Linked DNA regions of Homo sapiens: region 2 is linked to region 1. Evidence: chromatin loops called from intact Hi-C (ENCODE). Cell type or tissue: endothelial cell of umbilical vein. All regions are shown on one strand. Links, peaks and the distances in the headings refer to the core of each region. The heading gives the core; the rest is flanking DNA.

Region 1 (2,912 bases), core at 155-2,654:
GGCTGGCGCTGGCATTGAGAGAACAGCTTCATGAAGGTGATAAAACCTGATCACCTCCTTTTAGGGGCTAAACACACCCCTGGTTTGCTATAGATTTGGTAGTTAAATGAGAATGGTATAAGAGGACCGAACTAGGGAACTTCAGAGTGAAACATTTCCCATTTCTCTGATTTCCATGTGGAGATAGTTTTAAACCCACGCTTGGTCTCTCTCTGCACTTTACACCCGCCCTCTATACCTGTGGACGTAGAGTTACTTATTTGACTACTTAATTCAAGAAGGATAATTCAATGGATGTGCCCATTTGAGCCTTGCTCTTCTTCTTGGGAGTGAACTGCCCACTGGCAGCCATTTACCTCTCTTCCTCCTGGAACAGGCTTTCCAGGGACAGGGTTTGACTTAGTGACTTGTTCAGACTCCTTCCTGGGAACAGGGGAGCTACTTATTAGAGAATACCCTTGGTTATCTATAGAGCAGGTGGAGCTATTGTGGATCTGCTTATAAGATGAATTATCAGATTACATTTTTAATGTAAATAGTTTATCAATTCCAGTTGTTAGTTAAGATTTTCCAGTGGATTTATTTGTTTAGAATTACAAAAAGGTACTATAACTCAGTGGCTACAAATGCATCACTGTTGAAGGCTCTTCTCTAATTTGGAAATCTGGTTCGCTCTTCCTGGAGTCAAAGCAATTGAACAAACTGAGGAGACGTTCACATTACCATTACATATACAGTATAATAAAAAGCCTGCTGTGAGTTTATTTTAAAATTGAGTCTATGACTGCAGTCAGATTGCTCACTACGGATTTTAACATAGCCGAAAATTCATTCTCCAGAGAGATTCTTTTGTGTTTCCCTTGAACATTCCACATCAGCTTCGAGTATCTGAATAATATCTGTATGCATTCTATTTCATTTTTATCTTACCTTTGTTTACCAAATACTGTCACTTATGAACCTATATGTTAACGTTGTTCCTTTACTATTTGGTTACATTTTTTTTTCAATTCTTTTTTTGTATTTCCACCGGCTCCTTGGAGTTGGTAAGAGCCTCACATTGGAACTGAATATCTGGGTGTATTTGGTTTTGCTTAACAGTACTATTAGGAATTAAGAAGTTACTATGATTTAAAAATTGTTATACTTAAGGAACTAGAGTGGAAACATTAGACAACATTATAGCACATATGAATCTCATTTTCCCCTGCTTTTACACTCCAATCAGAAGCATTTTAGTCCTCAAAGCCAAAGGCTAAGCAGGATATTTTTAGTTCCTTTGCAAGTAAGAAGTGACAATTTTCAGTCTTATAGGAAGGAAGTCAGTGAAGCTGCCTAGGTTACTCTTGACAATCATAGTGAGGGTTAGAACTACAAACGAAAAAGTTTTAAATGAAAACCTTTTGTTTTAATAAAATGTATGTCTTTTGTTTCCTTTTAAAAAAAATCTCTCACACCAATTATATCTGGAATAAGCTTAGTAGCACTAGATTTTATGTAGGTCTCTTGTTATTAATTTCTTTTCTTTTGTGCTGACTAGGATAAAATGGGCCCCTGAAAGTTTAAGACAGAAAATTTACCATTTTCCAGTAATTTTATTTAAGAGCTGCAGCTGATCTTTAGGTGATCTTTGCTGCGCTTTTAGCAGCGTGGAAGTGCATCATTTTACCAACAGAGGGCAGTGTGTATTTGCAGAAAAAATGCTCACCAAGTCCCAGGGTTTGTGAAACTGTCCTTTGCAAACAGTAGAAAGGACACTGGGAAACAATTTCGTTCTTTCAATTCTGATTCAGTACCTTTGACTCCGAATGCCATTTTTTGATGAAAATTATAAAAAATATCTTTTTCTCCCCCAATGTCCCTGTCGTCCATGGAAAAAATGGAGAACATTAAAGGCAAAATGCATAGAGGGAGGGACCTAGGATCCCTGATCACAATATTGCATATTTGCCCATTGCTGCATCAATCTCACTTTGGTCCTTCTAGGTAGACTTTTGTCTTTGAAATAAGAAAAGGGTTCATGATTAGACAGGCTGTGTCAATGATGGGATTCCTTTTGTATGTTTTCTGTGCATTTTGGGTCTGTCTGGTTCCCTGACAGAAAAGCAGCTTGGTGTGGATTGTAAATTGTGACATAAAATTTGATGTATATAGCTTTAGGGTTGGTCACTTAAAAGATGTTCAATTTTTCCACCTAAGTCCTGAGACTACCTTCTCGGCCAGGAATCCTTGTGAAATTATAGTTGGTTGATGTAAGGGAACTAATAGTTATTGAATACTTATTTTATGCTGGAATTACCACGTTATACAATTCATCCTGTTTAATTTTTATGACACTTTTAAGAGGTGAACATTATAAATATTGTTTTTTAGAGGAAAAAGTAGAGCCAAAGAGGTCAGACAACCACCTTAAATCACCCAACCAGCAAGTAGCAGAGCTAAGAATTAAACTTAGGGCTCTCTGATTTTAAAGGCTGGGTTCATTCCAAATCTCCCAGCTTCTCAAGTCTTTATTGAACCTCTGCTAAGTGACTGGCTCTGGAAATTCTTTACTATTCAAGCTATTGCAAGTTAGAATCATGGAAAGCCATGACTCAGTATGTTGAAAACCTAGACATATAAATGTAGGGTGGTTGATGATTTTCTTCTTATCTAATTTAAAATTTTTTCTTTGCCCTTAAGAAATGTCCTCCTTTTTTGTAACTTCTTTTCTACTGTATCTGGATGAAAATGCCAGATAGGCAATAAATTGAGGCTCTGCAAATGGATAGAGGGCCCCTGTTCATATAGTTGGTTGAGCTGTCAGAGTTATAATTTGAATCCATGTGTGTCTGACTTTAATCTTAAAGCTTTTCCTATCATTTGAGATTACTTTATGGAGACAGAAGCAACAAAAGGCTAGAGGAAAGGGA
Region 2 (2,912 bases), core at 197-2,696, 650 kb after region 1:
AAAAGGAGCCTTGCTCTGTCGCCCAGGCTGGAGTGCAATGACGCAATCTCAGCTCACTGCAAACTCTGCCTCCCGGGTTCAAGTGATTCTCCTGCCTCAGCCTCCCGAGTAGCTGAGACTACAGGCCCGTGCCACCACGCCCGGCTAATTTTTGTATTTTTAGTAGAGACGGGGTTTCATTGTGTTAGCCAGGATGGTCTTGATCTCCTGACCTTGTGATCCTCCCGCCTCGGCCTCCCAAAGTGCTAGGATTACAGGCGTGAGCCACCACGCCCGGCCTGGAATGTGGTCCTTCTTAAAACTAAATTTATATTTTTTGAAATTCCAAAATTATATCTTTCATGTGATAAAATGAGATAATTGAGAACACATTTGGTGTTGTGGTCTCTTAAGATCTTGCCTAACAAAATAAAAGTACAAAAAAATTGAGCAAATATTTTCCCCTTATTTGTACTTGTCAATGAAGACCCCATGTATGTACTTATATGTTTTTCTTGTTCGTTACTTGCTCCAGTGGTTTGGAAATTTTGGTTATCCTGAGAATTCTCTGGGACCCTGTTAGACATGTAGATTCTTGCTAGGGCATACTTGCTTAAGAGATTCTGGCGTCAGTACCTAATCCTTAAATTACTTTGCAATCATCCAGTTACTATGTAGGTTGAGACCCTACAAGAAGGAATGATTCATTCAATGAGATGTACATCCTTGATCCCAGAAACTTTGGAACTAAGTATTCAGTTTCTTCAATAAACAGAGCACTTCTTGTTTCATAGCTTTTGGGGGTTGGCCTGAACAAATCAACTAAGTATGACCTAGTTTCTATAGCGTTCTGAACAATTTACAGAGTGAATTCCTGGCTGTTCACAAATTGGGAATTGACTGCATTCTTTGGAGAGCCAGGTGTTTCCACCGGGAAACCCCATGACAGGTACTCAGCCCAATTCTGTTTAATGTTTTATTAAACATAGGGGTGGGTTAAACCACTGGGTTTTAAATGAAGCACTTAGAGCTTTTCAACTTGCCCCATAGCTTTGTCTCAGAACCGATCATTCTATTATCATTAGTTTTGAGAATGCCGTGTAAAGAGCAAAGTAACCACTGGTGGTTGCACTCCGGAGCGGGCGAGGACGGCTAGTTCCTGCAGTGCCCAGGCCTGCACGGAAGCGCCCTGGCACAACTCAGCTGAGGATACACGCTTTTTCCCGCGCAGCCGGAGGGCTGAACAGCAAAGCACTCCCCGGGGGAACTGTGTGTCAGCGCAGCCTGGAGAGAGCAGGCCCAGGGGGCAGCTCCACCACAGGAGACAGGACACGCCTCAGTCTGGGCAAATTCCCGGCCTCCTTTGGCTCTAAGCCAGCAGCCGCCGCCCGCGACCTCCTCTCCTCCTCCGTCGTCACCCCGGCCGCCCTGCCAGCCCCGAACTTGCCCGCGCCTGGCCGCGCGGCCCCTCAGCCCACGGGGCTGGCGGCGCGGTTGGGATGGGACCGATGTGGCGCATGCGTGGTGGCGCCACTAGGCGCGGGAGTTGCTGCGGCGGGGACGGTGCTGCGGACGGCCGAGGGCCAGGCCGCTCCGGCCGGGCTCGTGGTGGGGGCAGCCCCAGCGGCGGCGGCGGCGGCGTGGGCTGGCGAGGCCGCGCGGACGGCGCCCGACAGCAGCTGGAGGAGCGGTTTGCCGACCTGGCGGCGAGCCACTTGGAGGCCATCCGTGCGCGGGACGAGTGGGACCGGCAGAACGCGCGGCTGCGTCAGGAGAACGCCCGGCTGCGGCTCGAGAACCGGCGGCTGAAGCGCGAGAACCGCAGCCTCTTCCGTCAGGCTTTGCGGCTCCCCGGCGAAGGCGGCAACGGGACGCCCGCGGAGGCACGCCGGGTCCCTGAAGAGGCCAGCACGAACCGGAGGGCTAGAGACAGCGGCCGAGAGGACGAGCCGGGCAGCCCCAGGGCCCTGAGGGCCCGACTTGAGAAGCTGGAAGCCATGTACCGCCGGGCCCTGCTGCAGCTGCACCTCGAGCAGCGGGGACCACGTCCGAGCGGGGACAAGGAGGAGCAGCCTCTACAGGAACCCGACTCCGGCCTCCGCTCCCGGGACTCGGAGCCCTCTGGGCCCTGGCTGTAGCCGAGGCCGCAGCCGGTGAGAGGCGGAGCCTCGAGCGGGCCCCTCCTCCTCCGTTCCCAGCTACCCCCGACCTCGCGCACGCCCTGGCCCGCTCCCTGCCCGCGGATACCTTGGACTACGGTGCCTTCCCGCCCCCACCAGTGGACACTTCCGGGTGGCGCTTGGCCATCCGCTTGGTGGAGGTCGAGTGGGTGCAAGGGCCCTCAGGACCTCCCACATGTACAGTTCCCCTGCCTCTTGCCCCGGCTAGTTTCCCTGGAGAGAGGCCTAGCCAACAACGAAGGGACGGATTTTAAAACAGCGAGAACTGGGTGCCAAGAAACACTTCATATTCCCTGAACTTTTCTGGATGTTGTGCGAACCTGTTGTATTTTTTTTTTTCCTGTATTTTGGTTCTGAGGGATGAGTAATGTGTTTTTAGTTGGTTGAGTTTATCCATTCTTCAATCCCCTAAAGCCTTCAGCTATTCTTTCATATGTGGCCAACATTTTAAGTACAGTGTTTGCTTTTATAAGTCGGTGTTACTTGGATGTCCTATAAAATACCCACTTTTTATAAAGATGATATTTATAACCTAGGAACTCATGCCTGTCTTGGCTGCAGTCCCTGTACATCTAATATATACTGATTTGTTTGCCCCCAGAGAATTTTTAAGGTATCTGCCTATATCGTGATCTTTTGAAATGGTAAATAAATCTGGTGCATTAAAAATTATCTGAAAGGTTGCGGCGAGTATTATTTGAAGTGTGTTACATTTTTATATTTTTAAAAAGATACCTTTATGAATATACTAAT

The links. A loop is a pair of places that touch in the nucleus more often than their neighbours do. Peaks named below come from ENCODE experiments on the same cell type or tissue, not always from the same donor. Only the 100,000 strongest peaks of a DNase experiment are listed, where the experiment ranks them.
Region 2: it touches region 1 in a loop (2.8-fold over the local background); 1 of 110 quality-filtered maps calls a loop at or near these places.

Annotation. Positions count from the first base shown.
Region 1 is chr9:26,325,437-26,328,348 of GRCh38, reverse strand. No RefSeq gene overlaps it. Among named protein-coding and RNA genes, the nearest start is that of LINC03106, 260 kb to the right of the region's middle. In endothelial cell of umbilical vein, for the core only: a CTCF peak has its summit at 1,664 (motif pointing right); a DNase peak (open chromatin) is centred at 1,698; H3K27ac peaks cover 453 bases.
Region 2 is chr9:25,676,888-25,679,799 of GRCh38, reverse strand. TUSC1 (tumor suppressor candidate 1) reads left to right here and starts at 1,356. Exons shown (of 1, transcript NM_001004125.3): 1 at 1,356-2,831. The coding sequence starts at 1,488. The coding sequence ends at 2,117. In endothelial cell of umbilical vein, for the core only: no CTCF peak of the experiment used is centred there; DNase peaks (open chromatin) are centred at 1,369 and 2,239; H3K4me3 peaks cover 1,680 bases; H3K27ac peaks cover 1,901 bases.